2 separate regions of the Homo sapiens genome follow, and region 2 is linked to region 1. Evidence: chromatin loops called from intact Hi-C (ENCODE). Cell type or tissue: heart left ventricle. All regions are shown on one strand. Links, peaks and the distances in the headings refer to the core of each region. The heading gives the core; the rest is flanking DNA. Region 1 overlaps LINC00941 (long intergenic non-protein coding RNA 941). Region 2 overlaps TMTC1 (transmembrane O-mannosyltransferase targeting cadherins 1).

Region 1 (16,368 bases), core at 3,098-11,097:
GGAACTGGTGGCTTTATAAGAAGAGGAAGATAAGAAGGGAAAGAAAGACCTGAGCTGACATGCACATGCTTGACCACTTGTCATGTGATGCCCTTTGCCATGTTGTGACACAGCAAGGAGGCCCTCACCAGACGCCAGTGCCATGTTCTTGGACTTCTCAGCCTCCATATTCATGAACTAAGTAAGTTTTTTTTTCTTTATAAATTATCCAGCATATAGTATTCTGTTAGGTAACAGAAGACAGACTAAGACAACCATACTCCCAGTGCCTAGATTAATACATACACTGTAGATGATTAATACATATGGTTCATATGGTTGTTTGTTTGTTTGGTTGGTTTTTGAGACAGACTCTTGCTCTGTCACCCAGGCTATAGTTAGTTCAGTGGCACAATCTCAGCTCACTGCAACCTCTGCTTCTCCAGTTCAAGTTATTTTCATGCCTCAACCATCTGAGTAGCTGGGATTACAAGTGTGCCCCACCACACCCAGCTAATTTTTGTATTTTTAGTAAAGACATGGTTTTGCCATGTTAGTCAGGCTTGTCTCAAACTCCTGGCCTCCAGTGATCCACCTGCCTCGGCCTCCCACATTGCTGGGATTACAGGTGTGAGCCATTTGCCTGGCCATAAATATGATTTGAATAAACTATTGAATAAATGTGTCAACTGAGATTTACTAAATCTCAAGCGGGGTTTCTGCGTGTGGAAAACTTTTTCACAGTAATGTGTTTTGATTTTTAGTCCCTTAAATTGAGTTGCAAAATCTAAATCCTAGTTTTTCTCAAGCTTTTAAATTCAACTTAACAAAGCTCATAAGTCCATTCATTACTCTGATAATATTTGTAGAAAATAAAAACAATCACTTTTGCTTGTTCTTTGATTCATGTGTTAACTCATAAATGTAACAGGCCAAATCCTTCTTAAATATTTAATACTACTTAGAACTTGATTAATTAAATTTCCTTAGACATCTCAAATCACATTGAAATTTTCTGTGCCTGCTTCTCTTAAACATTTCAAATGCCAACGACTAGACCTATAAATTTAACATGAAAATTATTTATAAGCCTTTAAACAATACCTCAAAAATATATACCTGAAAAATACAATGAATCAAACTGAACAAACTGCAATAGGTTATTAAAGTAACAGTCCCCAATTTGTTCACATCTTCTTGAGTAATCCTCTCCAACACTGATTCTGAGTTTTTCATTAGAATTGTTTTGGCCAATGGGACAATAGCAAATGTGACATACTGGGGCTTGTTCTCCCTTGCAGGTTTTTGGAATCCTTAGGCTTCCACGTGTGGAAAGCCTGAGCTAACCTACTGGAGGATGAGCCATCACCTGGAGCAGATTCAGGCCATCCTAGTTGAAGCCTCCCTAGGCCAAGCAACCGTCCAACTACCAGACATTGACCATTCAGCCTTGAACATTCAGCACAAAGACAAAACAGACCAGACCAGAAGAGTCCCACAGAATAGGGGAAACTATTCAGAGAAAACTTAAGCCACTAAGTTTTATGGTGTTTTGTTCTGTAGCAGAAGCATAGGCATACTGACAATACAAACCGAAATCCTTCTAACGTAGTGGACCTTTTCAGGCCAGCATTTTTTCCTTGAAAACCTGGAGCATGTATCCATCTTATAGCAGAGATCACTTTCACAATGTTTGGGCTCTTGATTTGAATTGATGATGTAATGAGCCCTCTATCCAGATTGTAACTAATTACTCTGCGAATTGACTGGATTCCACACCCTTCTAATATTTTACTTTTCCTCTTTTATCAACTCTCATTCTTGCTGCCATGATCAATGGACCAACTATGCTTATAACCACAAATTTTGATATGCTTAAACAAATGAACAAATATATTTAATAATTTCTTTTTTTTTTTTGAAATAGTATCTTGCTCTGTCACCCAGGCTGCAGTGCAGCAGCGTGATCTCAGCTCACTATAACCTCCACCTCCCGGGTTCAAGTGATTCTCCTGCCTCAGCCTCCCAAGTAGCTGGGACTACAGGCGCCCACCACCATACCTGGCTAATTTTTTGTATTTTTAGTAGAGACAGGGTTTATCCATGTTGGCCAGGCTGGTCTCAAACTCCTGACCTCAAGTGATCCTCCTGCCTCGGCCTCCCAAAGTGCTGGGATTACAGGTGTGAGCCACCATGCCCAGCCAATAATTTCCTGATATAATAAAAATGCCAATACTATACAATTAAATAGTAAAGTGATAAAAAATAGGATAACATGATAACCACTAATTAATATATACTACATAATCATCCTTTTCGTGAGTTGAAATGTTCTTTTAGCACACTTTATGGTTTATCCTTTCTGGAATACTATTATATGATCATGATTTTTCTCACACTTGTTCCAGTGAAATATACTTTTAGGTGTTTCCTTTGTATTGTTCAAACTGTAATATCTCCAGTGGAAGATTTTTTAAGCTTGTTCTTGTCTTGTCAGTGTCACCCACATAGTCATAGTCTGAAAGCATTTTGCTTTCTGGAAATAAGATATTATAGGCACCAAGTTATGGAATTATCTACTTTTCACCAAGCCTTCATTCTTTCAGTGCTGTATTAGAGACCTCATTTAGGGTTCTAAGGGTGCATATCAAATTGTTCCATGAGTCTAAAATGGATAATTCTTCTGTGGGCCATTTTTAGTGCTAGAGCTAGAAAAGTTATACTTTTAAAAGGTAAATAGCTCACAATGATTTTGCAATATAATTCCCACTTTACCCAATTATTAACTGCTGTTTGAATATAAAAATATTTTTAAACTTTTTTATTTACAACATATCTATTTAAATTCAATACAGCATTCCCAAATAAATATAGCAGAAGTGGGAGTTTCAAGTTACTAAACATGTCAGTCACAATTTATGGAGCCGATTGAAAGATGGAGAAATATTACTGTATTAGTTTCTTCTCACATTGCTATAAAGAAATATCTAAGACTGGGTAATTTAAGAAGGAAAGAGGTTTAATTGGATCATGGTTCCACAGGCCATACAGAAAGCATGATGCTGGCATTTTCTCAGCTTCTGGGGAGGCCTCAGGAAATTTACAATCATGGATGGGAAGGGGAGCAAGCACTTCACATGGCCAGAGCAGAAGGAAGAGAGAGAGGCGGAGGTGCCTCACACTTTAAAACAACCAGATCTCATGAGAACTCTATCTCTATCATGAGAACAGCACCAAAAGGGGAAATCTGCCCCCATGATCCAATCATCTCCCACCAGGCCCCACCTCCAACACTGGGGATTGTAATTGAACATGAGATTTGGGTGGGGACACAGATACAAACCATATCATTCCACTCCTGGCCCCACTCAAATCTCAAGTCCTTCTCACATTGAGAAATACAATCATGCCTTCCCAACAGTTGCTCAAAGTGTTAACTCATTCCAACATTAACTCAAAAGTCCAAAGTCTCATCTAAGACAAGACTAGTCTCTTCCATCCATAAGTCTGTAAAATCAAAAAAAAGTAAGTTACTTCCAAGATACAATGGGGATATAGGCATTTGGTAAATATTCCAACTCCAAAAGGGAGAAATCAACTAAAAGAAAGGGGCTACAGGCCCCATAAAAGTCTGAAATCCAGCAGGGCAGTCATTAAATCTTAAAGCTTCAAAATAATCTTTGACATTATGTCCCACATCCAGGGCACACTTGTGCAAGGGGTGGGCTCCCAAATCCTTGGGCAACTCTGCCCCTGTGGCTTTCCAGGGGTCAGCCCCCATGGCTGCTCTTAAGGGCTGGCATTGAGTGCTTGCAATTTTTCCAGGCACATGGTGGCAAGCTGTCAGTGGCTCTGCCATTCCAGGGTCTGGAAGATGGTGGCCTTCTTCTCAACTGCCTATCTATTAGGCAGTTCCCCAGTGGGTACTCTATGTGGGGGCTCCAACCCCACATTTCCCCTCTGCATTGCCCTAGTAGAGGTTCTCCATGAGGGCTCCACCCCTGCAGCAGGCTTTTACCTGGACATCCAAGTGTTTCCATACATCCTCTGAAATCTAGATGGAGGCTCCCAAGCCTCAATTCTTGTACTCTGTGCACCTTCAGGCTTAACACCACATGGAAGCTGCCAAAGCTTATGGCTCACACCCTCTGAAGCAGTAGCCGGAGCTGTACCTGGGCCCCTTTTAGCCATGGCATTCTCAAAGAATGTTGAGAGAGATGGCTGGAGGTGGAGTGGCTGGGATGCAGGGAGCAGTGTTCTAAGGCTACATAAGGCAGCAGGGCCCTGGGCCCAGCCAAGGAAACTATTCTTCCCTCCTAGGACTCTGGACCCGTGATGGGAGAGGCTGCTGCAAAGGTCTCTGAAATGCCTTGGAACCCTTTTCTCCATCGTCTTGTCTATCAATATTTGCCTTCCTTTTAGTTATGCAAATTTATGCAGCCTTCTTGAATTCCTCCCCAGAAAATAGGCTTCTCTTTTCTACCACATGGCTGGGCTGCAAATTTTCCAAACTTGTACTCTCTGCTTCCCTTTTAAATATAAGTTCCAGTTTCAGATCTTTTCTTTGCTCACACATATGAGTATATGTTGTTAGAAGAAGCAGCCAGACCACATCTTGAACATTTCGCTGCTTAGAAATTCCTTCTACCAGATACCCTAAATCATCTCTCTCAAATTTAAAGTTCCACAGATCCCTAGAGCAAGGGCACAATGCAGTCAGTTTCTTTACTAAATCATAGCAAAAATGACCTGTGCTCCAGTTCCCAATAAGATCCTCATCTCCATCTGATACCTCCTCAGCCTGGACTTCATTATCAGCATTTTGGTCACAATAATTTGACAAGTCTCTAGGAAGTTCTAAACTTTCCCTCATCTTCCTGTCTTTTTCTGAGCCTCCACATTCTTCCAACTTCTGCCAGTTACCCAATTCCAAAGATGCTTCCACATTTTCAGGTATCATTATAGCAACGCCCCACTCGTCAGTACCAATTTTCTGTATTAGTCTGTTCTCACATTGCTACAAATACCTGAGACTAGGTAAATTTATAAAGAAAAGAGGTTCTGCAGGTTGTATAGGAAGCATAATGGCTTCTGCTTCTAGGAAGGCCTCAGGAAACTTACAGTCATGGTGGAAGGCAAAGGAGAAGCAAGGATTTCACATGGCTGGAGCAATTACCCAAAGGGAGAATGCCACCAAATTCTACAAGTGATTAGCTTTTATTTCTAGGAGGCAAAAAACAGGTGGCTTATGCCTGTAATCTCAGCACTTTGGGAGGCCAAGGTGGGCAGATCAAAAGGTTAGGAGATTGAGATTTATGGAGCTTTTTTTGCCTAAACCACTTACCTTCTTAGCATAGGGACTTTTAAAAATTCTGATTATCAGAATATGGCTGAGAGATGTCAGAACCATTTTTCTCAAATATGAATTCTTAGCAGGAATAGAAATTGCAATTTTTTAATTTTTAATTTTAAGAGGAATTAGTGCCAGAGAGAACTATTAAGAAAGGGGTATATCCAGTCTAAGGATTATTAGGCTCAAGTCCATGAATAGGCTCTGGGAAGTTTGTAAACACTTGGAAATTATTTGCAAAATGTGTGTGTGAATGTGCTTTACCTTAGAGAGTTCATGAATTTCATTAGATTGTTGAAAGAGTTTTAGTATTAACAAAGGAAAAACAAACCACCACCATCACATAACAAAACCACAACAGTGATTTAATCTTTTCACCTAACAATAAGTAAATTGAGGCTCTGATGGCTAAATTAATAGCCTGAGGCTACACAGTCAGTGGCAGAGCCCAGGGTAAAGAGAGAACCAGCACAGCCATTGTGGGAGCCGAGGGTAAAGAGAGAGCTAGGTGTTGTACTTAGTAAATAAATCAGAAATTCCTAACTCTTAGGCTGGAGTTCTTCCTGTTATGTGAAGCCAAAGTAGGGAATCATTAGGTCCAAGAATAGGAATTACATTTATATTTTAATGAAAAGGTGCAGTAAAATTTAAAGGAAGAGAGAGGGTTGCAGATGACAGAATACAAAGAATGTTGAGAGAGATGAAGCAAGATGAGTCCATAGAATCAGAGGCTTAGAAGTAATTCCTATTTATGAAAGGGAGTGAGAACAATGTGGTGAGGTGTATAGAGCTATGTGAAAGTGCTTGTCAATAACATGGCTGCAGAATGCTGATGGTGGTAATTGAAAAGGAAGTAAAATATAAAAACATTTGCAGAATATTTCTTTTTTTTTTTCTCTTTTTCTTTTCTTTCTTTTTTTTTTTTTTTTGAGGCAGAGTCTCGCTCTGTCGCCCAGGCTGGAGTGCAATGGCGCTATCGTGGCTCATTGCAAGCTCCACCTCCCAGGTTCACGCCATTCTCCTGCCTCAGCCTCCTGAGTAGCTGGAATACAGGCACCCGCCACCACGCCCGGCTAATTTTTTGTATTTTTAGTAGAGACGGGGTTTCACCGTGTTAGCCAGGATGGTCTCGATCTGCTGACCTTGTGATCCGTCCGCCTCGGCCTCCCAAAGTGCTGGGATTTACAAGCGTGAGCCACCGCGCCCAGCCCAGAATATTTCTTAATCAAAATTTCACCAGGGGTTCCAAAATGGCAGCATAGAATCAAGCTTCTTCCACAGAAAACCAAAAACAAATATATAGCGCTGAGATTATTACCAGCAATATGTCAAACTTGAATATGAAGATGAGACAGTTCCTGGGGCCACAGAGAAGTGAAAAACTTTGAGAAGATGGTAAGAGAATCAGACTTTCGTGTCCACAATGCCTTTCCTCCCAGTCTGCTCAGCACCAAGTGTACGGAAAATTTCTCCCTGACTTATAGTTTCCACACTGGAAAAACCGAGGTTGAGGTGGACAACCAGCTTCCCCAGCATCTTGGGTTCTCTGGCAGGAGACCCATCCCTGCCTCAACCCAAGGGAAGCATCAGGAGTACCTTGAAAGGAAAACTATTCCTGAGGGCAGCCAGAGACAAAGGAGGGAAGTGAGACTGCCATCCTCAGCCCTGGAACCTCTGTAACTCAGCGAAATGAGGCACAAATCAGAGTAGCTCTTCAGCAGCACCATGCTGTAGGAGGTTCATTCAACAGGTTCGTGCTCTGGGCAGAACACCCTAGGCAGCCTTCCTGCACTACTGCGATATTTCATTTGGCATCTCCCCATTTGGGCTGGGAAGCACTCTGATCATTTACTAGAACTGTAGCAAACCTGGGCTTAAAGTGCCATCTAGTGACAAAAAGAAGGCAGTGACCTAGCAAGGAAAAAAAAGAAGTCAACAGATAAATTACAATCTGTAAGCAAACATATCCAATAAAAACCAAAACAAGCCACACCAAGAAGACTGGAATAAAGAGCTAATCCTTAAATGAAAGACATAGATGTACATCCACAAGAAACAACAGCAATCAGGGAACCATGACTTTTTCAAACAACCAAACAAGGAACCAGTGACTGATCTTAATAAGATGGCAGGCAATATGTGAACTCTCTAAGAATTTAAAATAATAGTTTTTTTTTTGTTTTTTTTTTAGGCAGAGCCTTAATCTGTCACCCAGTCTGGAGTGCAGTGGCGCAATCTTGACTCACTGCAACCCCCATCTCTCAGGTTCAAGTGATTCTTGTGCCTCAGCCTCCCAAGTAGCTGAGATTACACGCATGCACCACCACACCTGGTTAATTTTTGTATTTTTAGTAGAGATGGGGTTTCACCATCTCGCCCAGGTTCATCTCAAACTCCTGGCCTCAAGTGATCTTCCCACCTCAGACTCCCAATATGCTGGAATTATTGGCATGAGCCACCATGCCCGGCTCAAAATAATAGTTTTGAGAAAACGCAGTGACCTCCAAGATAACACAGAAAACAAATTTAGAAATTTATCAGAGAAATTTAACAAAGAGATTGAAATAATTTTTTAAAAATCAAACAGAAATCTTGGAATTGAGCAATACATTTGCTGGACTAAAAAATTAATTACAGGCCCTCAACAGCAAAATGCATTGAACAGAGGAAAGAGTCAGTGAGCTTAAAGAGAAGCTATTTAAATATTCACAGTTAGAGGACAAAGAAGAAAAAAGAAAAGAAACAGATCACCTACAAGATACAGAAAATTACCTGAAAAGACAAAATTAAACATCATTGGTATTGAAGAGAGAGTTGAGGAAGGGCGAAGTGTAGAAACCTTATTCAAAGAAATAATAGAAAACTTTCCAAAACATGAGAAAAAGATAAATATTCAGGTACAGGGAAGTAAAAGAACACCAAATATTTTTTACCCAAATAAGACTAACCTAAGGTTATATAATCTTCAAACTCTCAAAGGTCAATGACAAACAGAGGATCCTTTCTCTCTTTTAAGAGAGGATCCTAACAGCAGCAAGAGAAAAGAAACAAATAACATACAAAGGAGCTCTAATTCATCTGGCAAGAGACTTCTCAACAGAAACTGTATAGGCCAAAAAAGAGTGAGATGACACTTTCAATGTGCTGAGTGAAAAAAAGCAGACATCCAAGAATATTTTATCCAGCAAAGTTATCTTTCAGATATGAAGGAAAGATAAAGTCTTTTCCAGACAAACAAAAGCTGAGAGAATTCACCACCACCAGACTCATCTTACAAGAAATGCTAAAGGTAATTACTTATTCTGAAAGGAAAAAACATTAATGTAAATAAAGAAAACATTTGAAGATACAAAACCCATTGGTAAAATCAAGTATACGGACAAACCCAGAGTAGTCTAATACCATAACTGTGTATTTATATACTTATAAATACTTATAACCCTAGTATGAATCCAAAAGACAAACCTATTAAAAACAATAATACCTACAGCAACTTGATAAGAGACAGGCAATATAAAATAAGTAAATTGAGGCAATATAAAGTCAAAATGTGTGTTGCAGGAGTGGAGTTAAAGTGTAGAGGGTTTTTTTCCTTGTTTGCTCCTATTTTTTGTGTGACCTAAGATAAGTTGTTATCTCTTTAAATTCACATGTTACACCTATGAGATGTTTTTTGTAAGCCTGATGGTAACCACAGTACAAAAACCAACAACAGATTCACTAAAAATAACAAGTGATCAATTAAAACATACTACCAGAGAAAATAACTACAAAGAAAGACAGTAAGAAAAGGAAGAAAGAGAGGAGTTACAAAACAATCAGAAAATAAGGAAGAAAATGGCACTAATAAGTCCTACCTTTTCAGTAACAACACTGAATGTAAATGGACTCAATTCTATAATTAAAAGGCATAGAGTGGCTGAACAAATAAAGAAATAAGACCCAACTATATGCCGCCTATAAGAAACCCACTTCACCTATAGAGACACAAATCAAAGATTGCAAAGAGACAAAGAAGGTCACTACATAATGACAAAGGGGTCCATTTAGCAAGAGGATATAATAATTAGAAATATCTGTGCACTCAACACTGGAGCTTCCAAGTATATAAAACGAACATTACTATCTCTGAAGGTAGAGATAGACTACAATACAATAATAGTAGCACATTCGCCACAACCGTAGAGCAAAGAAAAAAATTTTCATCTCATGACAAGATGAGAAAACTCATTTCAATATATTCAGAAAATCTTTTTTTTTTTGAGACAGTCTCACTCTGTTGCCCAAGCTGGAGTTCAGTGGCACAATCTCGGCTCACTGCAATCTCCACCTCCCAGGTTCAAGCAATTCTCCTCCCTCAGCCTTCTGAGTAGCTGGAATTACAGGCATCCATCACCATACCTGGCTAATTTTTGTATTTTTAGTAGAGACAGGGTTTCACCATGTTGGCCAGGCTGGTCTCGAACTTCTGACCTCAGGTGATCTGCCTGCCTCAGCCTCCCAAAGTACTAGGATTACAAGTGAGCCACTGCACCTGGCCCAGAAAACATATTTGATAAAACAAAAATTTTAAAAATTTTAAAACCCATCAGGTTTATTCATAGGATTCTAAATTTTATATGAAAAAGCAAAGGACTTAAAATATCCAAGACAACCTTGGAAAGGGATAATAAAGGTGGGGCACTTACACTACTGGACTTAAGACTTATTCTGAAGTTACAGAAATCAAAACTTTACTGGAGGTACTGGGATAAAGATAAACAAGTAAGTCAATGGAATAAATAGAGAACTCCCAAACAGATGCATACCATGGCCATTTGGTTCTTGACAAGGTGCCAATGGGAAAAGAAAATTCTTTAAGAAATAGTTCTGGAACAACTAGGTATCTCTCTACAGAAATAAATGAATCTCTACCCTTGCCTCACACCATACACAAAAATTAATTCAAGTGGAGCATAGACCTAAACATAAAAGTTATAATTATAAAGTCTCCAGATGAAAACAAAAGAATATCTTTGTGAATTGGACATAGGTAAAAGTTTGTTAGGATATAAAAAGCAATAAATGATAAATGAAACCTCATAAAAATAAAAAAAAATTCTGTTCTTCAAACACACTATTAAGAAAAAAGACAAGACATAGGGAAATATTTTGCAAGACATATATCTGACAAATAACTGATAAACAGAATATATTTTAAAAAAACTCCTGACCAGGTGGGGTGGCTTACACCTGTAATCCTGGAACTTTGGGAGGCCAAAGCAGGCAGATCGCTTGAGCCCAGGAGTTCAAGGCCAGCCTGAGCAACATAGTGAGACCCCGTCTCAAAAATAAATAAATAAATAAATAAATAAATAAATAAATAAATAAATCTCCTTAACTCAATAACAAAAAGACAACCCAACTTTTAAAAATAGGCAAAACATTTCAATAGACATTTTACAAATTAATATATATGAATGACCAACAAGAACATTAAAAAGTACTTAACATCATTAATTGTTAGAAAAATACAAATTAAAACCACAATGAAAAACCACTACACACCTACCAGAATGACTAAAAATAAAAACACTGAAACACAAAATGTTGGCCAGGATTTGCAACAACCTGAACTTTCATGCACTGTTGGTGGGAATGTTAAATTGTATAGTTACTTTGAAAAGATCTACCTGTTTCTTAGGAAACTGAATATACATATACCCTGTAACCAAGCTATTACATTTTTAGGTATTTGCCCAAGAGAAATAAAAAAAAATAGTCCACAAAAAGACTTGTACAAAAATGTCTGTAGAAGCTCTATTTATAATAGCCCTGAACTGAAAACAATCCAGGTGTACATCGGTAGGAAAAACTGTGGCAAATTTATAAAGTAGTACAAACTAATGTTAGATAAAATAGCATGAATAAATCTTGAAAATGCTATTTTGGTGAAAGAAGTATAACACAAAAGAGACATACTTTATGATTCCAATTTATGAAGTTAGATCCTTGTAAAACAGGCAGAACTAATCTATGATCTTGTATTAGTCAGGGTTTTCCAGAGGGACAGAACTAATAGGGTGTGTGTGTGTGAGTTTATTAGGGAGAATTGGCTCACACAATTACAAAGCAAAGTCCCATGATAGGCTATCGGCAAGCTGGGGAAGAGAGAAGCTGGTAGTGGTTCAGTCCAAGTCCGAAAGCCTCAAACTGGAGAGGCTGACGGTGCAGTCTTCAGTCTGTGGGCAAAGGACTGAAAGACCCTGGAAAACCAATGGTGCGAGTTCCAGAGTCCAAAAGCCAAAGAACCTGGAGTTTGATGTCCAAGGGCAGGAGGAGCAGAAGAAGGCATCCAGCACGGGAGAAAGAAGGCAGCCAGAAGACTCAGCAAGCCAGCTTATCCCACCTTCTTCTGCCTGCTTTGTTCTAGCCACACTGGCAGCCGATTGGATGGTGTCCACCCACATTGAGGGTGGATCTTCCTCTCCCAGTCCACTGACTCAAATGTCAATCTCCTCTAGCAACACGCTCACAGACACATCCAGAAACAATGCTTACCAGCTATCTTGGCATCCTTCAATCCAATCAACTTGACAACTAATATTAACCATCACAGATGACAAAAAGAAAATCAGACAGTAGATGCATCTAGAGGATAAAGGATTCAGGATTGACTAGGAAGGGTTATTTGTGGAGTTGCTAGACAAAATACAAGATGCCCAGTTAAACTTGAATTTCAGATAAACAATGAGTATTTTTTTTTTTTTGAGAAAAGGTCTCACTCTGGAATGCAGTGGTGTGATCATAGCTCACTGCAGCCTCAAACTCCTGGGGTCCTGTGATCCTCCCACCTCAAGCACCCAAGTAGCTAGGACTACAAGTGTGCACCACCACAACTGGCTAATATTTCTTTTTCTTTTTTTGTAGAGACTGAGCCTTGCTATATTGCCCAGGCTGGTCTCGAACCTCTGACCACAAGCAATCCTCCTGCCATGGCCTCCCGAAGTGCTGAGATTACAGGTGTGAGCCATCATGCCCAGCTCGGCAACAAATGATTTTTTTAGGACAAGAATTTCTCATGCAGCAGTGGGGGCATACTTAAACACACACACACACACACACACACACACACACACACACACAAACACACAAAGCCATTATTTATCTGAAATTCAAATGTAACTGGGCACCTTATTATTATTTTTCCTTCTAAATCTGGCAACCCCAGACATGAGGAAACTTTCTAGAGTGATTATAATGTTTTATATATTATAGGGATTTAGGTTGCACAGGTATATATATTTGTAAAAATTCATCTAATGTTACATTAAAAATGTATGTATTTAATTGTACATAAATGTTATCTAAAAAACTATAAACAAATATTGAACTCTAGTTAATGATATGCATGCTGAAGTGCTAAGTGTAGTAATGTCTACAACTTGCTTTGAGATGCCTTAAAAAAGTAAGATGGATTAATAGGTGCATAGAGGAATGGATAAAAGGACAGATAAGTGATAGGCAAATATCATAGAATGGTAATGAGAATCTAAGTGGTAGATATATGGCTGCTCGCTGTACAATTTTTCAACTTTTCTGTTTAAAAATTTTCACAATAAAATGTTGGGGAAAACTCAAGGGAAAAAGGTTCATGATGAATAGTGCGATACCAATTTTGTAAAACGTAGGTAAATATACACAAAGGACAACAAAAGTGAAATACATTACAATGGTTAACAGTTGCTATCCAGAAAAACAATAACAACAACAAAAGAAACCTCGCAGAATCCCATCAGACAGCAAAAGGGTGAATGATCTTCTTGAAAATTAGGCAGCTACAATTTGTGTAAGAGGTTGCTTTTAAAACGTGAAGCACAGATTTGCAAGGAAAGGCATGGGTTTAAAATGTTCCATTCTATTCAACAAGCCTCATCTTGTTTTTATGTGGCTCAGGGGGTACCACCCTGGGAGTAGACCCAGCTGTTCTGTTACAATTCAGAATCTCTGAGTTGTTCAATTTCCATGTAGTTGTGTGGTGTGGATGTACCATTAATTATTTGATCAGTCCCATATGGATGGACATTGGACTGTTTCCAATATTTTCACTGCTAGTTTTCTTCTTAACTTTTTACTTTGCAGTGATTATATTCATAGGGAGTTGCAAAATAGTAGGTACAGTCCCTCGGATGAGTCACACAGCTTCCCCTAAAGGTGACATCTTCCATAACAGCAGTTACACTATCAAAACTAGGGAATTGGCATTGGTTCAATATTGTTAGACGACAGACCTTATGCAGTTCTCACAACTTTTACATGTACTTGTGTGTGTGTGGGGGTGTGGGGGTGTGTGTGCTTTCTATGCAAGTTGACCTCATGTATAGTATCTTGTAACCACCACCACCACCATCAACATAGAACTGTTTCATCACCAAGTGGAACTCCCTTGTGCTGCCCCTTTTCAGTCACATCACCCACCTGTCCCTGTCCCCCTGGTCACTGGTAATCCATTCTCCACCTCTATAGTTTTGTCATTTTGAGGATGTTATTACATGAAATTATAGTGTGTAACCTTTTATGCATTTGGCCTTTTTCACTCAGCTTCATGCTGTGAAGATCCTTCAAGTTGGTGTACATATCAATAGTTTATTTATTTTTATTCCTGAGTAGTAGTCCACTGAATGGATATGCTAGAGTTTGTTGAATCCCTTACTCATTGAACAAAATTTGGGTGGTTTCCAGTTTGAGGCTATTATGAATAAAGCTTTTATTAACATTCATGCACAGGCTTTTTTGAACATAAGTTTTCATTCTTTGGGATATAGGCCAAAGAGTGCCATTGCTGAGTCACATGGTAAGTGCATGTTGAATTTTATAAGAAACTGCCAAGCTATTTTCCAGAATGGCTGTACCATTTTCTATTCATGCTAGCAATATATGACATGTCTGGTGTTCTTTGCATTCTTGCTAGCATGTGGTGTGATTTTTCAACTTATCCATTCTAATAGGTATAGTGATAGCTCATTGTGGTTTTAATTTGTATTTTTCCCTAATGGTTAATGATGCCAATCATATTTACATGTGCATATTTGCTGTTCGTTTCTTTTTTTTTTTGAGACAGGGTCTCACTTTGTCACCCAGGCTGAAGTGCAGTGGTGCTGTCAGAGCTCAATGCAGTTTTAACCTTCTGGGCTCAAGCAATCCTCCTACCTCAGCCTCCCAAGTAGCTAGAACTACTGGCACATGCCATCATACCTGGCTAATTTTAACATTTTTCTGTAGAGATGGGGTCTCCCTGTGTTGTCCAGGCCAGTCTCCAACTCCTGTGCCCAACTGATTCTCCTGCTTCAGCCTTCCAAAGTTCTGGGATTATAAGCGTGAGCCACTGCACCTGGCCTCATATCCCTTTTTTGGTGAGATGTCTGCTCGTGTCTTTTGTCCATTTTCTCAGGGGATTTTTTAAAATGTGTTCAGTTTTAAGAGTTCTTCATATATCCTAGATGCAAGTCCTTTGTCAGATATACGGTTTGCAAATGTTTTCACTCAGTCTATAGCATGCCATTTCATCCTCTTATAGGATCCTTCACAAAGCCAAAGTCCTAAATTTCGATGAAGTCCATTTGATCCATTTTTTCTTCCATCAATTACTATTTTGGTGCCATGTCTAAGGACTAAGTCTTGAATATTTATCCCATATTTTCTTCTAAAAGTTTTATAGTTTTACATTTTATATTTAAATCTGTGGTCCATTTGAATTGATTTTTATATAAGGTAGGAGCTTTAGGTTGCGGTTCAATGTTTTGCACATGACAGTTCAATTGTTCCAATAGCACCTATTGAAAGAGTGTCTTTGTTTACTGGGTTGCCTTTGCACCTCTGTCAGAAGTCAATTGGCTGTATTTGTGTAGACCTATTTCTAGACTCTCTGTATTCTTCTTTTTACCTTTTATCTTTGCATGTAAATTATAGAATCATAGAATCATCTTGTCTCTATAAAATATCCTGTGCTGGGATTTTGATGGAGTTGCATTAAAGGTATAGATCAATTTGGGAAGAATTAAAATCTTTACTGTGTTGGGTCTTCCAATCCATGAATCCATATACTCTTGATTTATTTAGAACTTCTTTGATTTTGTTTACAGCATTGTGTAAGTTTTCAGCACACAGATCCTATATATACCTAGAAGTTTTATGTTTCAGAGATATTATAGGTGCAATTATTTCAAAATTTTTGGTTTTATTTATTGCTAGTGTTTAGAAATTCAGCTGTGTGTTGTGTGTTGACCTTGTATTACTTTTAGGGTGTGTGTATGTGTGTGTGTGTGTGCATTCCTTGGAATTTTCTATGTAGAAATCATCTTGCTTATTAATAAGAATGATTTCTTTCCCCCAAGGAAGTCATTTTTCCATCCAAGGAGTCACTCTGGTTCTCTCTCCATGTCTGTCTATACAGTGCTCACCATTCTGGGAAGAAGAAAGGTCCCTTATCTAGAGCTCCACTCATCTTTGGGCCTTACGGGTGTGTGTGTTTTGGTAGAGGGAGTGTTCAAGTATCTCCCCAACAATGTGGAGACCAGGTGTGTGTGGTGGCTCACACCTGTAATCCCAGCACTTTGGGAGGCCAAGATGGGAGGAATACTTGAGCCAAGAGTTGGAGACCAACCTAAGCAAAATAGTGAAACCCAGTATCTGTAAAAATACAAACATTAGCTGGGTGTGATGACGTGCTTCTCTAGTCCCAGCTACTTGTGGGAGGCTGAGTTGACAGGATCCATTGATCCCAGGAAGTCAAGGCTGCAGTGAGCCATGATTGTGCCACTGCACTCCAGCCTAGGCAACAAAGTGAGACCTTGTCTCAAAAAACAAAAAACCAATACGGAGATCTAGCAGAAACGCATTTAACTGTTATATTGGTATCTGATGCAATAAAGCAATTTTTCATTGCTTTGAGATAGAAATAAAGTTAAAACCAAAAGTGGCCTCACAAAAAAACTGTGCAAATATCTGTATGTAGAACTCTCTCTGACTTGTCCCTCTCACCAGGCTACAAGGAGAAGGGA
Region 2 (16,368 bases), core at 5,504-13,503, 1.3 Mb before region 1:
ATATTCCATAAATAATTTATGAAATTAGAGACTACTGTGACCACTGGCTGGTAAAGAATAATGAGACATTTTATCATCATATTTTTACTGAAAATTGAGGCTAATTCTGTCTTCTTCATTTGGTTCTTCCCCCAGTGATGACACTTCCTTTTAAAGAGGACTCAAGGCCCAAAAGTCATTACCATTTTCTTGGGTAAAAGTTCTCTTTCCTGTTAAATCCAATGAGGAGACATTGGGTCATTATGCTGATATCAATATCTTTGGGGCCAAAAATGTACAGTATTGGAAGTGATCAAGTTTGCTATTAATACAATTCCACAGACACTAGTCTCTTGTTAAGTGCTAGACATTGTAATTGTGCAATGAAAAAGAGAATCCTTTGCACTATACCAAGGACACAGCCTAAAGGTCCCCTCCTCTTTAACAGTTACCAATATAGAGTTGCGTGCTTGTGTTTTTACTATGCACTGATTTAGCAATGACTATGTGCCATATACCCTCATATCTTTCACATAACATTATTAATGTATTTCTCACAACAATCACATATGGTAGATATTATTGTTCTATTATTATACTCATTTTTCTAATGAGAAATTTTCAATTCAGGGAAGTCAAGTGACTCATCCATGTTTATATAAACAGTCTTCGGAGTGCTCTTCCATCATACCATATCTGCTGATTCTAACTTCTTAGGAATCCACCCCTAATGACCTTTCTGCTCAAAGTGTGATTCATAGACCTGTTTCAGCAACATCACCTTGGAGCCTGTGAGAAATGCACAATATCTCAGGCCCCATCCAGACCTACTGAATCTGATCCTTCAGTTTCAAAAGATTCCCAGGTGATCTGTATGCATGCTGCGATTTCAGCAGAACTGTCCCATGAGGTATCAAAGGCAGGTGACCGTAGCTCCTGATACAATCCCCTCCATCTCCCACGCCCCGGCCCTACAGCTCCAGTTTCTGAGGATGAAGTGACATAGAGGGAAAACTAATATTCACTCCATAAGTTTGAGTTCTTAAGTGTTAGAAGCAGCTTGTTACATAAGGCAATTTCAACTATCATAGACCTTGGGGAAAAAACCGCCATGCTTCCAACATAGACCTTGGATTTAACAATTCAATGAAGCAAATATTTATCATTATCGATTATATGTCAAGCACTTAGCTGTTTCTCAGGAGAGGTGGTGGTCTGCACTATCCTCTTCTTATTAGGGTCTATCTAACTCCTAATGGGCTCTTGTTCATGCAAAGTCCCATCCTTGAGAACAGGTATAACACCCATGTCCTTAAGTGGATTGTCCTTGGGATGGCTTTCAAGTTGCATGGTTATAATTAATTTGTATTACAGCTCGCTTAGTGCTTTATTATTGATTCACTCATTTCGTGGACATTTAAAGAGTACCCACAAGACTCCATGACTTCCATACACACACTACGTTTACATACACTCAAGTTTCTATTCTATAATATACCTTCATGTAATTCTTCCATTGGCACATGTTTTTTAAATGAAATGTATTTTTGTATCCCACTAATTTGGCTATTATCTTATGGTCAGCAGAACTCTTCCTCCAAAAATGCATAAATCTTTAATAACATTAATTTGGAAATCCTCTCAAAGTCCAAAGGAAGGTATGGACTTTGAAAATTAAGGCTGAAAATTAAGTCCCTTGGGATATAATTTAGCTTAGATATTCTTCAAATCAGGAGAGAAAAAAAAACCCATAACATCTTCATAGCAATGACTTAATGGTTTTCTTTTGTCGTGGCTCATATCAGTTAGAATGGAAACTTAGACCTTTTACATGTGAGCTTAGCAAGATGACCATTCAGTACAGTCTATGAACCTAAATGCTTGAGTTTGTCCATGAACATTCATGTGACACGATGGAAAGATTATCATCAAAATTATATACCAAGAACCCAGATTCTTGATAAAAAACATCATCTCCAAAAATCCTGTGAGAGACTAACAGACTTTAAGAAAAACACCTCATCATGTAATTAATTTAGTATATGAGTATTACAAGATGCAAAGACTCTGGCAGAGAAGACATTTCTTTTTGGCTGTGTACTCCTGGAGGATTCTCCTTTTGCTTGGGAGCCGCTGAGTGTCATTAAGCACCAACAGGTCAGGCTAACAGACATCACATGCCACCTTGAGAGAGATTTTTAAATTCTTCTTAAAGAAAGCCCAATAAGTTGATAAGTGGTGATTTGTTATTGTTTCTAAAAGGGAGAGGAATGAAGAGAATATTTCTTCTATAGTCTCTCTTGCTCACCCCTTGGTGGGAGCTTATGAAATAGGTGTGGCTTTGACACAATAACTTAGAGAAGATAATTCATCTAAATAAAACCTTTCTTGGTTATATAGTAATATGATTATTATGTGAGATTGAAACTTAATTTCAAACTGTTTCTGATGTTAGTAGCATCCCTTTTTCATATCTGTATTATAGCACGTTTCTCTGATAATTATCCCATATTAAAAATCAGTCCTACAATACTATTGGATTATTGCAGTCTTACTCAGCACTTACTCAGTTTCGCTTGCTAATGCCTTGGTTCACACATCTGATTTTAGTTCCCTCATTCTTCTCCTTTTATTACGTGCCGACAACGGGAAGAACTTTTTCTAGACCTCTGCTTTCATATATAAAAATCTTTATTAATGTCCAACTACCTACAGATAGACTCTTAGGCTAAAACCCTCTACAATATGGTTCTGACTAGCATTCCAAACATACCCAGGTACCCGCTACTCCAGCGAAACTGGGTGGCCTTTGGCATCTATTCTGCAGAACCTAACAATGACCTACTCCATTGATTATCTTCACTGTACCTTACAAATCACTGCGTGTGCTTTAAAAAAGACTTTAGTGCTCTGAGGCTTGGCCTCTTAGTAGGATGCCCTCCGTATGAATATGACAATCACCCAGATTTGAGAATCATGGATAGACTCCAACCTCAATTTACAGTACTAGAGACTGAGATTCAGAGTGCTTTCATGATTTGCCCTGCTCCTAAGCAAAAACAAGGGACTAGCCCTAGGTCTTCCGCCTCTCAGCCTGGTGTTCTTCCCACACCACTTCACAGATGGCTCTTCTCTCCTTCCTATTCAACTCTGGTTCCCAGAGACACCTTCCCTGACTTGCCCAGCTCAAAGCTCCTAAAAACACTTAAGAAAACGAAGAACATATGTATACATATGTATCACCTTTCTGATATTTCAGTTTTTTTTTCTATCATCATAGGAAAAATATGGTAGGAAAATGCTACCTAGAAGCCCCATTCTGACATCTATATTTTTCTTCTCTGAGATCCTAGTGAAGCACGTGTGGGGAACCTACTGCTGCCTCTTGCGAGGGGGGATCCAGGTCCATCTAACAGTGAATGTGCCATGCAGACAAGTTTTTTAAGCTGCATATTTCACAATAGTTGTTTCCTAAACATTTACTCTCTGCCAAGGACCATGCTAAGTAATTTACTCTAATTCTCATTCAGCATTATAAATTTGGCATAATTATCTCCCTTTCAAAGATTTAGACAAAAATACTGACCACCATCATCCCAAATGAATAGAAAACTAAGGTTTAGAGAGCTCAAGTGATTTGTCCCCAGTCACACAGCTTCGATAACACCTGGACTCTAATTTAGAACTTCAAATCTAGACCGTTCCATTGAGGCCACACTTGGCATTTCTGTGTTCACTCGCTGAAATGTTATACAATTTATCTGTGACCACCAGGTTTTAAGTTCCTTCACAGGTGGGACCTACATCTTACTAATGTTACTTTTTTTTCCCCAATTCAGAAAAGTGACTTGCACAGAGTAGAAATTCAATAATTGCTGCATTCGTTTAAAAAAAAAAAATCACCGTAGTTTTGGCCAGGCATCGTGGCTCACGCCTGTATGTAATCCCAGCACTTTCGGAGGCCGAGGCAGGTGGATCATGAGGTCAGAGGAGTTCGAGACCAGCCTGGCCAAGATAGTGAAACCCTGTCTCTACTAAAAATACAAAAATTAGCCAGGCACAGTGGCGGGCGCCTGTAGTCCCAGCTACTTGGGAGGCTGAGGCAGGAGAATGGCGTGAACCTGGGAGGCGGAGCTTGCAGTGAGCCGAGATCACGCCACTGCACTCCAGCCTGGGCGACAGAGTGAGACTCTGTCTCAAAAAAAAATAAAAACAAACAAACAAACAAAAAGCCATAGTTTTACTCTTTATTTCTAGATCTTTGTAAATCTCCTTAAATGTTTTCCAATATTTGAATAAAATTTGACAAAAGGTGACAATATGATTCCCCCATGTTACATTTTGTTTCTACAGTTCTTTAAGTATTATAGACGTGATCCTAAGGAAGACAGAAGCAGCCCAAGCCTAACTTAGAATCATAAGAAAATCACAGGCACCGCATCCACGTTTTGAAAATCTGTTCCTTACCAAGCACACTGCTAAGCCGCCTATCCACCTTACCACTATATGGTAGTTAAAAGCACAGACTTAAAAACCAGAAGGACTGGCGTCTCACTCTACATCTACCACTTACTAGCTGTGTTTCCTTAGGCAAATTATCTGACCCCCATGCATCTCAGGCACTTGGTAGGTACTGTCTATGTTTTGGCTTTTATTATTAACTCATTTAATGTTTCTAAAAATCACCCATTGAAACCTATTCTTTTCTTAATTTTTAAAACCAAGGAGAATGTGCCATTTTTGATATAGTCTCTCCTAAATAATATCCTTCCACATTTCAAACCATTCATAAAAAGCTTGGGTTACACATCAGAGAAATTTTTCTTTGTTTCTGATACCACAATAGTTTTTCACTGTTGCTTTTTTTTTTTTTTTTTTTTGAGACAGAGTCTTGCTCTGTCGCCCAGGCTGGAGTGCAGTGGAGCAATCTCAGCTCACTGCAACCTCCGCCTCCCAGGTTCAAGCAATTCTCCTGCCTCAGTCACCCAAGTAGCTGGGATTACAGGCACACACCACCACGCCCAGCTAACTTTTGTATTTTTAGGAGAGACGGTGTTTCACCATGTTGGCCAGGATGATCTCAATCTCTTGACCTCGTGATCCGCCTGCCTCGGCCTCCCAAAGTACTGGGATTACAGGCATGAGCCACCTCACCTGGCCCCACAATAGATTTTTAATCTAATAATTATCATACCTAAATTCATAGCATTGTATTAATTTAGCCATTTAGACCGAATTGACAAGTCAATTTCAAAGGGGAAAAATATTAAAATAACTTTTCTTCTCTGAACTGACCAAGTCCATGGGTCATTTCTCTGAGTTATATTGAAAGGCCAGAGTTAACTAGCCCATAATTGGTGAAAAATAGATAAAATCGAACATCAGTATATATCCTGTCCAATCAGGCACAGACACACTTTGATTTTGGAGTCACAGAAAACTCTGAATCCCTTTAAGAACTCATGTGATACTAAAGACACCAAGAACAACAAGGACTCTCAGAGCTTCTGGTAGAGGGTTCAACCGGCACTGATGGAACTCTTGGGGATCCCTGCATAGGTAAAAAGTGCAGGTAAGCGTAAAACTGCTCCAGAATTTGGCAATATTATTGCCCTGCAGCATCTGGAATTTCCTTAACTGCTAAACAGCATCACCAGCTGACGACTGATAATAATCCTCCGTGATCTAAAATATTTTGTCTTTACTTCTCTCTTAAATCAACACTTCTGAAATTCTGGTGCGTAAAACTCTCCAGGTGTTTGGTAAAGTGCAGAATGCCAGGACTGATAAGATTCAGCAGGTCTTGGTGGGGCCCAGGAATCATTAGGATTCTAAGCCTCTCAGGTGATTCTGCTTAGCATGGATCAATTGATCCTGCAGAGGAGGCTAAATATAATAGGATGCTGAAAGCTAAAAAGACAGGATAAAGAAGACTTCCCTGGGACAATCTGACCAAAAGAGAAAGGTGGCACTGGCTGGTTAATTTGCCCCATGAAAGATACTCCTGGATACCAGGAAATGTGGCAGGATGGGGTTGGGCAGAGTAGAACTCTGGGGTAATACTGCAATGAAAAGAGGCAGTTTTCTCTCTCATAGGGGCTGTATTGTGAATATCCTTGATTGCATATCCAAGTCTTAGCTCCTGTGTTATCCATCATAACAAAAATAAAAATCTCCTAATATTTTGCAGCAAAACTCAACTCTCTCATGTTTCCCCCGGGAGCTTCCAAAAGGCTAAAAAATTCCCGAGAATGTGTTCCTGGGACCAGTGACATCATCATTAATTTCATAAGAGAAACATTAAGTAGAAATTAGATCTTGTTTAGAATGTACGAATTTTGCCATTAAACACTTGTAGTTTCACAGGGAATTTTCCCTTTGGTTACACAGCATTGGGACTGTTTTTCCTGTGTGTTAAGTAAAAACATTTGCATCGTGTCACTTTCATGGCTCCATGTCAGTGACAGATATTTAGCAAAAGCAAACAAGGTTTCGCCACATTTTTCTTTTAGTAATTAAGTACTGGGTAAGTTTGTCAATTTAGAGAACTTTTTGGATTCCTGTCTAAAGTCTCATGACATATTCATTTAAACTGAAAGTAGATGCTTGCTTTGAAAAAGTATTGACATTTGGGGAGAACGTAGGAAATGCCAGTAACAGAAATAAATGGATTTGGCGACCCTCTTGGTGGCAGTAAAATTTCCCATTAACCACAGTGTGAACTTGGAATGCTGGGCAGACCTCTTAATTACTATTCCTTTGTCGGGGTGTCTGTTGTTGTTGGATTCAAAATTGATGTTCCCAACAAATGAAAAAGATCATGGTTTTTTTTGGCATACTGACTTTACCAGCTCTTCTAAAAAACTGAATTGTGAAAGTCAAATTGTAAACGTCTGACTGAGATGATCTTTACAGAGCACACATGTTTCTGTAGCTCTACTATCTTTCCTGTACAGAAAGAAAAGAAAATCAGATTATATTCTATGTAGCTTCCTTTAGATTCAAGTTTACTGAGCACACCTGGGAAATGTAATGGAAATATAGCATCTAGTTTACTAGGGGTTCACCCTAATTTTTCTGCTTGACTTTCTACAGAAGCCACGTGGAACTGTGTGGAGGACACAGATTCATATTATGTGGTTAAAAGAATTTTAAAAAATATTTTCGCCAGGTGCAGTGGCTCATGCCTGTAATCTCAATACTTTGGGAGGCCAAGGTGGGCAGATCACCTGAGGTCAGGAGTTTGAGACCAGCCTGGCCAACATGGTGAAACCCCATCTCTACTAAAAATACAAAAATTAGCTGGGCGTGGTGGTGGCGCCTGTAATCCCAGCTACTCGGGAGGCTGAGGCAGGAGAATCACTTGAACCCAGAGGCAGAGGTTGCAGTGAGCTGAGATCATGCCACTGCACTCCAGCCTGGGCAACAGAAGCAAAACTCCATCTCAAAAAAAAAAAAAAAAGTCAATTCACAGTCAAACTCATTAGACAGAGTGGCGCAAAAGTGGCACTGGCCTAACAGTTAACATTCAGAGAATAGGCCACTTGCCTCCCTCCCACCCCCCATCCTACCCTTCTCCCACCTGGAAACTGAGAAATGGTAAGATGGAGTCACAGGGCAGCAGAAATGGAGATGCAGCTCACACACACACCTCACACTGGGGATGGCACAGAGTAGGTCCTGAGGAAATGTTAGTCCTGAGTTCCTCTCCTTTGTTTCTTTGGAACGACTCTTGGTGTCTATCGTCATCCAGATGAGGTCACTGCTCTGCACCCAGGCAGTGGAACACCTGCCCCACTGTGCCTTCCTCTGCATCTGCAGGGCTGGTTCTGCGCATGGGGGCGGGCTGGGATAAACTAGTCCCAAGCCAGTTTCACTTCAAAGTGTATGCAAATATATATGCTAAATCCTTTCAAGATTAAGGGAAAGTGTAAAACAATGCTCCCAGGTAGGGACCTAAAAGGGAAGGCAGCTGAGAATAACTTAATTTAGTCAGGATTCATTTGCCCCATAGCTAAAAGGATGCTTTGATGATGCAGTTTAATGCGTGTTCCTGGGTTTAGGCTCAGGCTTGGGGTGGTCTAAATCTCAGCTCTGCCCTCACCAGTTGAATGATGTGTTAGATGCTTCATCTCTAGGAGCCCCAGTGGCCAAAGAGAAATGTGCTTATTATTAAATAATCTCTACCTCTCTAGGTTCCTGTAAGAGTGGAGTAAAAGAACATGAGTGATATGCTTAGCCGAGTGTCTGGCACATAGTAGGAGGCAATAAATGCTAACTCCACTTGCTCCTTTCTCCTCTCCAGCAAGATTCCCAGCTCAAATTTCTACCAGAAGCCTCACAGATGGGTTTTTTTTTTTCAGCAGAGGCAGGATGCTATTACAATGCAAGTACTTCCTCTGGAGAGAAAAGGGACTTTCAAGTTCTTCTCTGGTCTTCTTTTTCTTTTACTTCTCAGTTAAAAGACCAGAAACCTGTAGTTGTAGTTAAAACCACAGATTCTTGCAGCTGGATAATTCTATGAGATCACTTGTTCTCACCCTTTGTTTTAAAGAGATGGAGGCCGGGCACAATGGCTCACGCCTATAATCCCAGCATTTTGGGAGGCTGAGGAAGACGGATCATTTGAGGTCAGGAGTTCGAGACCAGCCTGGCTAACATGGTGAAACCCTGTCTCTATTAAAAATACAAAAATTAGCCAAGCATAGTGGCTCATGCCTGTAGTCCCAGCTACTCAGGAGGCTGAGGCAGGAGAATCACTAAAACCTGGAGGTTGCAGTGAGCTGAGATCAGCCCACTGCACTCCAGTCTGGGCAACAGAGCAAGACTCTGTCACACACACACACACACACACACACACACACACACACACACACACACGGATAGAAACTAAGCCTCAGCAAAGTTTAAATTTCCCCGAGCTGTTCAACTGCAGGGGTAGAAAATGCATTATCTACTTCTGATTCATTGCATATTTTATACCAAGGACCTGAGTTTCAAATTGAAAGTGAGAAATTATGTCCCTGGGCTGATGATAATTAATAATAGTTAAAGCTTATTTCATCTTCATTGGGTAATAGGGCCTATGTTGAGGACTTACACGCATTATTGTATTTAGTACTCATGAAAGATGTAGTTACTAGTATTATTTGCACTTTATACACGAGCAGTTGGAGGCACTGCAAGGTAAAATCCTTTTCCCAAGGTCACATGTAATTTTGCAGTAGAACTGAGACTCAAACTCACTAAGCTCTCCCAGCTGCTAGTCTTGAGGAGAACACACAGGAGGTGGTAGTGAGGCAGCATGATGTGGCAGAAAGCACTGGCATCAGTTTCCTGGCCCTGGGCTCTCTCCTCACGTGATTCTCAGTCTGTAATGGGAGAGTGATGGGCTTGTCCTAGACAACTGGTGTGGGCAGGCTCATGAGACATGAGAAGTGCTGAGCAGAGTGCCATTTAAGTGCCAGTTACTGTTGTCCCTGTCACTTGCAGGAGGAGGGTGGCCAGAAAGCTGAGGGAAGAGAGCCCTGCTATGCTGGCCGGCAGACAAGAGGCAAGGCATGAAAACACCAAACTAAGGGAACTGGGCCCTATATCAGGAGGGTACAAATGGGAGGGAGGTTGGCAGAATTGCTAAGGAGTCACCAAGAAGGGAAGGGGCCTTATTTCATGCTTCCTGGGACAGACCCTGCAGGCCACAGACAGGGGTGGAACATGCATATTCCTCTTTCTGTCCTTCCTATTTCTCTTCCTGGCCTACACAGAGCATTTTTAGATTTAAAAGCCTTTTGATTATGTCTAACAGCCTATATGCCAAATTTAATTGTCTGGGTAAAGTTGATCTCCTACTGGGCTTTAGAAAAAATGTTCAGGCACTTGGTACCCTAAAGTAAGACAAATGTATGCAGAAAGAAATTTTCAATGATTATCCACATTTCTCTTATTCTTTTAATTGAATCAGACTAGTCCCAGCTACTCGGGAGGCTGAGGCAGGAGGATCGCTTCAGCCCAGGAGTTTGGAAGTTTGAAGCTGTTGTGTGCTATGATCGCACCTGTGAATAGCCACTGAACTCCAGCCTGGGCAACATAGTGAGTCCTTTTCTCTTAAAAAAAAAATTCCTCTTTCACCTTGAGTTATTCCAAAAATTATTCCTTTTTCACCTATATCTTGAGTCATCCCAAGTCTTTCAGGCAGCACAGGAGCTCAAGGGGACAAGATAACAAAGGATTCCGGGAAAGATTGTAAAGGGTGAATGGGGTGGGAAAATGATTTTCAGGACAAGGGAGACTACTGAAACTCTTGCACTTGACAAAGCAGTCTGGCCTGTTTAATTATCCTCTGTTAGAAATATTTATGCAATGAAGGAAAATGATGACATTCCAACTCCTTCAAGAGAATGTAAACAAAAACCAGGGGATTCCTCAAAGCTTGCTCCCACCCAGCACTTCCTGGGCAGCTCTGTCTTCAGGTCTCCGCGGTGTTTACTGCAGTCATTACAAAAGGAAAAGGAAAGATTGAGAGAAGATTCCTTGCAAAGCACATGATGGATTTAAAACAACGCAACCTCAACTCATTAGTAATCACAGTATAAATGAGTGGAGTTGCAGTAGGGGAGAGGGACTCACAAAAATAGTTTAATCATTAGCAATCTGTTTACATACAAACAACTGCCAAATCTTGAGTAAGTACATAGACATTCTCGTTATTTCCCAGTAACTTAATTTTGGACAGCCACTGACCATGAAATGATAAAAATGTAAATGAAACCACATTTTAAATGAACTAGGAAAGTTCTCTATTTAAAACCTCAGTCACAGTCTCTAAAATGTAACCTGGCAGGTTAGTATTTCTCATACATTGACAAATGGCCAATCTGGCTGGGGTCTGGGTTTACACAATATGGGAGAGGAGTGAAGAATAAGGAGGAAAGTGGCAGGATTATGGAAAGCCCTGAATGCTAAGACATTTGGACTCTATGTGTGTACGCAATGGATATGAAGTGAATTTCTTAGCTGTCCCTAAATTTATAGGAAGGGTCGAAGAAGAGCAGATGTTGGATTTGGAAGAGCAAAATAATGCACTGTGATAGAAGCAATGAAATAAAGAGCTTCAAAATCAGAAGGAGATCAACAGTGTCATATTCTTCACTGCAGAGAAACTAAGGGAGTAAAAGCTGGCAGAGCAGTGAATGCACTAGACAGCTGTGTGAACAGGTGCAAAGGAGAAGCACCAGGCGCTAACCATTCTTCTTGCCAATTTGATCAAAAGCAAAGAGTGAAGACAACAACTGGAGGGAGCGCCTCAACTGAGAAAGATTCCCTAGGGGGATCTGGGGCATGCTGAAGTTGTGGACTGGAGAGAATTTGAAGACCTAAGAGAGAGCCTGTGGTAATAGAAGAGGAGAGAAATAGAATCAGGAACACATGTGGATTCTACATTAATGACCACTAATGGCTAAAACACAGCACCAAATGTTCAAAAGGATATGGAGCAAATGAATCTTTCCCCATTGCTGATGGAGTGAAAAATGGCACAATTATTTTGGAGAACTGTTTGTCAATTGATATGGTTTGGCTGTGTCCCCACCCAAATCTCATCTTGAATTGCAGCTCCCATAATCCCCACATGTTGTGAGAGGGACCCGGTGGGAAGTAATTGGATCATGGGGGCAGGTTTTCCCCATGTTGTTGCCCTGATAGTGAATAAGTCTCATGGAGATCTGATGGTTTTATAAAGTACAGTTCCCCTGCACACACTCTCTTGCCTGCTGCCATGTAAGATGTGTCTTTGCTCCTGCTTCACCTTGCACCATAATGGTGAGGCCTCCCCAACCATGTGAAACTGTGAATCCATTAAACCTCTTTTTCTTCATAAATTACCCAGTCTCAGGTATGTCTTTATTAGCAATATGAGAACAGACTAATACAGTAATTTCTGAAAACATTAAAGAAACACCCAAATTCTACACCTATATTTATATATTTATATATTACATATAAATATATAAGTATAAAGGTTATATATTGCTTGATTATATCACTTATCTAAAATATATAATATATAAATATATAAATTATATAAAATTAATATACAATATATAATTATTAATATATTTATTTACATATTATATAATATGTAAATAATATATAATATGTATGACATATTTAAATAAATTAAATATATAAATTAAATTAAATATATAAATTATATATTATATATTATATGTTATATATTTATATATTATTTATATAAATAAATATATATTTACCCAAGAAAAATGAACATACAAAGATTGGGAAGTGAATATTCACAACAGCTTTATTCGTAATAACCCATACCTGTAAACAAACAAGTATCCACCCACAGTAAATGGATAAACAAATTATCTAAGATTAATTTCAATAGAATACTACTCAGCAATAAAAAGTAATATGTAACAACATGGATAAGACTAAAAAATTGTGCTAAATGAAAATATCCAGATGCCAAAAATACATACCAAATTATCACTTTAAAATAAAGTTCTAGGCCAAACTAACTTATCGTAAAAAAAATAAAATCAGAACAGTGATTGCCTCAGGGGAGGTGGAAACTTACTGGAAGGAGGTATGGAAGGTCTTTCTGGGGTGATGGAAATTGTCTACGTTATTTTGGGAATAATTATAAGAGCACATAAAATTGTCAAAACTCATTGCACTGAAGACTTAAGATTTGTGCATTTTAATACATGTTAGTTATGCCTCAATTTAAAAAAAAACACACAAACACAGGTATAAACACTAGCCTCATGAAGGAGGCAAGATATTAATAAGGCTTTCTTCTATGGGAGAGCAAAGCAAGCAGGAGTCTACGAACATGCAGGAAATTTTGAGATAGAAAGAAAGGAAACTGTAATATTTCACCTTGAATGACCTGAATATTCTAAGTAAAAGTAAGGGATGAGGTTGTCTTCTGGGTGTGTGTACAGGGCACTGAGGAGGGGAACAGAGGATGTATGCATTAGGGAAACAGGAGATAACATAAAAGACCATAAGGAATGAATTTTCAACAGCTCTTACCCCTAATCATGGTTTTGTTTTCCATGTAGGGATCCCATTCAACTCAGATTTGTATTTTTTTCCTCTATCATTTGATAGATTGGATGACAGTCTAGAGTCCTACATTCTCTACAGGAGTGAAAATTGTTTCTTGGGGTGGGGATGATGGTGGTGAAAAATAATCATAGACATTACAATGGTTTTGGGTCTTTCCAAGCTCAATCCTATGTAACAAATCTTATTCTTGAGTGTTTAATTGGGGAGAAAGCTGATAAGAAAAAATATCTAAAAAAGCTCCTTAAAAGAGGTGAGTATGATAATGAAAAAAAAAATTGAGAAATATTGGTCTAGGGAAAGCAAAATACAGGTAGTGAAGTAACTTGGGTTGGCCTTGTCAGGCAGGTAAATGTTGGTAAAAGTGTGAAAGAGTCTAAGTTGATGTCACGTGCATTACTGAAATACATCAGATAAATTAGAGATAGGGTTATAAATTATGAATGCAAAAATCAGGGAGAAGAGAGGTTCTAACAGTGATCAAGTGCAGGGCCGGCAGGAAAGAGGGAGCAGGAGAATAGCACCTGTCACGGAAGCTATGCTGATGCTTAGGTCTTAATAGAAGGCAACTGAGCAGACAGAGGAGCGAGGAGGTGGCAGGTCATAATCATGATCCCTTTAAAGTGTCAGCGGGAATGAGAGAGTGGGGAAAAGGGAAGGGAGGACAGAGGTAAGAGTTTAAGCTCAAAGAGGAGCATTTCGGAGTTCAAATGCTAGAGAATGACAAAGTCTGCATAATTAAAAAGCCAGTGGCCAGGCCATGTTGGTAAATGCTAAGGTAGAGCATAAATGGGGGGCCCTGAAGGGACAGAAGCACAGGAACTTGGTGATGGATCTTCTTGCTGAAGAGCGCAGCATAGTTTGGTGAGCAATGGAGAGTCACTGCCCTGGTGCTCAAGTCCCTGAGGATGATGGAAGAAGGTACAAGAAGTTGTGAAATGGCAGGGATGAGGATGGTGTTATGAGATGCTGGACTGGGCTTTAAAAGAGCAGGGAGATTGCATCACTGCACTCCAGCCTGGGGGAGAGAGTGGGACTCCATCTCAAAAAAAAAAAAAAAAAAAAAAAAAAAAAAAAAAAAAAGAGCAGGGAGACAGAGCTAGAGAGAAACAAACATGATTTGGACAAAGATGAAGGGGAGCAAGTGTAATGGGATTGGGACTAGAAGTAACTAAAGGTGGAGGGAACAGGTCACTACCACAGGGGTGCAGAGTGGGGGATAGAATTTCATGCTAAGAGGAGGATGCAGAAAATGCTCATCTGAAGCTGGTATACTAATGTGGTAGTAAGGGTGTTAAAAAGTTTTCTTTATCCATGTGGCTGGCATTGTCTACTCTCCGGGGCTTCAGTTAAAAGGTAGAGAAAAACTACTATCTTGAATGTATCAACTTCCTTTTTATGAAATAAAAGTTTGTGTGGCTAGTGCCAAAGGTATTAGGAAACATATCCCTAGCACTTAAAAGATAATGGTTACCCTTATTTCTGCCTCCTAATATTTTTTAGATATTCAATTTTCTAAAGGATCAGACTAAAGTAAATCAAATATATCCTGTTATCAAATTCATCTGCTATATAGTTCAATTATTGGACATTCCATTACATTTTCCCCTGAGTTTTGATTATAAGATTTATTGTAATACCTACCTAACACTCATATTCTATTATGTGAACAAAAGGTAGTTTTGGCAATAAGGGAGGTATGACATGGTTCTTCAAGAAGTTCTTTTTATATTCCATTTCAGTAATAAACACCAACAGCTATTTTAACAGAGCATTCACAGAAATATTTTTCCCATATCCTGAATTTAAATATTCTATTATATTCTGTTGAGCCATCAGGGACTTCCGCTCTGTTCATCCATAAAAAGTTCATGCTAATCTTGCCTATTTTCTTTCTTCTTTTTTTTTTTTTTTTGACATTTTAAATTCTAACCAAAGCCAACAAGAATTAATATAAATTAAGAATGCTGGCATGGAAAGCTGCTTCTTATCAACCTCTCACACTGTAAATGTGCTGCACAGCATCATGACATATTAGCTGCAAAGTCCAGTGAAATGGTCATAAAAGGGGCCAGATATATTTGGATAACACTCAGTGAAGTCTGCTGCTATGAATGGGTCTGAAGCCGTCTGTCATATAATTCCAAGAATTCAAATGAGTTGCTATAAGATTGCCTTGGATGCTCTGATAGAGTCACGTCTTATTTAGAGCTTCTGGCCTGGACAAAGACTCATATTTCTTTCGAAGTCAAGGTTATTAATAAACATCTGTGTTGTACAATATAGTAGCCACAAATTACATGTGGCTACTGAACACTTGAAATATGGCTGTCCTGAGATGTGCTGTAAGTGTAAAGCACACATTGCATTCCAAATATTTCATTTAAAAAAAAAAGAATGCACACCATCTCAGTAATATTTTCAATTTCTCACATTAAATTTTAAAAATTATGTTTTAATATTAATCACATGCTAAAATAATTTGAATACATTAGGGTTAAATAAATATTATTAAAAATAATTTCACTTTTTAAAATGTTTTAAAATCTGGCTACCTAAAAAAATGTAAATTACATGTATGGCTCTCATTTCTACTGGGCAGTGATGCTGCAGGCTGTAGCCCAGTTTTCAGGTGGGCCACAAGGAGGCAGTAGAGTGCGGTGGTTAGGGGCAGAAGGGCTAGAGCAGGTCTAGGTTCCATTCTGTGTCTTCTATTTCCTTACTAAAGGACTTTGGCATGTTACTTATTTTCTCCAAATCTTAGTTTCCTTATTAATCAAACAGGAATAATGATAGTGCTTCCTCTCAGGGATTATCAAATATAAACTGTTCACATCTAAAGAGATAACTTGGATTCTCAGAATGAGCATTAAGTTCCAGGTTATAAAGAAGGATACAATTTTTTAAAGTTAACTCAATAACTCAAAAGTTAACTCAATGGAGAAATCAATATTGTGTACATCTTAAAGTGAATAAATAGTAAAACAGATTAAGTCAAATCAAATTGAAAGTGTTTTTATCCTCTTCTTGCCTTTGACCCATTGCTATGGCTCAGAAATGTATTAAGGTAAGCAGAAATAAAGCTCAGTTATCTAAGTGCTATTTTCTGGGTCATCTCTCTCTGTTACTTAGCAACATAACTTCAGGGTGATGGAAATCAAATTTGCTGTTTCTTTAAGAGAGATGCAGGGTGGTCCTTTCTCCCAAAAGGCAATTGCATGCCATTAAACAGTCTAATATTATGTAATGTTTGGATTGGAAAGCTATTTGGGCACGTGGGTAATGGAAAGTGAACAG

What was found. Hi-C counts contacts between places; a loop is a spot of excess contacts. Peaks named below come from ENCODE experiments on the same cell type or tissue, not always from the same donor. Only the 100,000 strongest peaks of a DNase experiment are listed, where the experiment ranks them.
Region 2: it touches region 1 in a loop (3-fold over the local background); 27 of 110 quality-filtered maps call a loop at or near these places.

What each region holds. Positions count from the first base shown.
Region 1 is chr12:30,800,421-30,816,788 of GRCh38, forward strand. LINC00941 (long intergenic non-protein coding RNA 941) reads left to right here. Exons shown (of 5, transcript NR_040245.1): 4 at 114-181; 5 at 1,281-2,291. Among named protein-coding and RNA genes, the nearest start is that of LINC00941, 13 kb to the left of the region's middle. In heart left ventricle, for the core only: a CTCF peak has its summit at 7,220 (motif pointing left); no DNase peak of the experiment used is centred there.
Region 2 is chr12:29,536,818-29,553,185 of GRCh38, forward strand. The region is part of intron 10 of TMTC1 (transmembrane O-mannosyltransferase targeting cadherins 1); the gene reads right to left. All of the region lies in intron 5 of LOC105369714 (a long non-coding RNA gene), which reads left to right. Among named protein-coding and RNA genes, the nearest start is that of OVCH1, 47 kb to the left of the region's middle. In heart left ventricle, for the core only: no CTCF peak of the experiment used is centred there; a DNase peak (open chromatin) is centred at 9,335; H3K4me3 peaks cover 883 bases.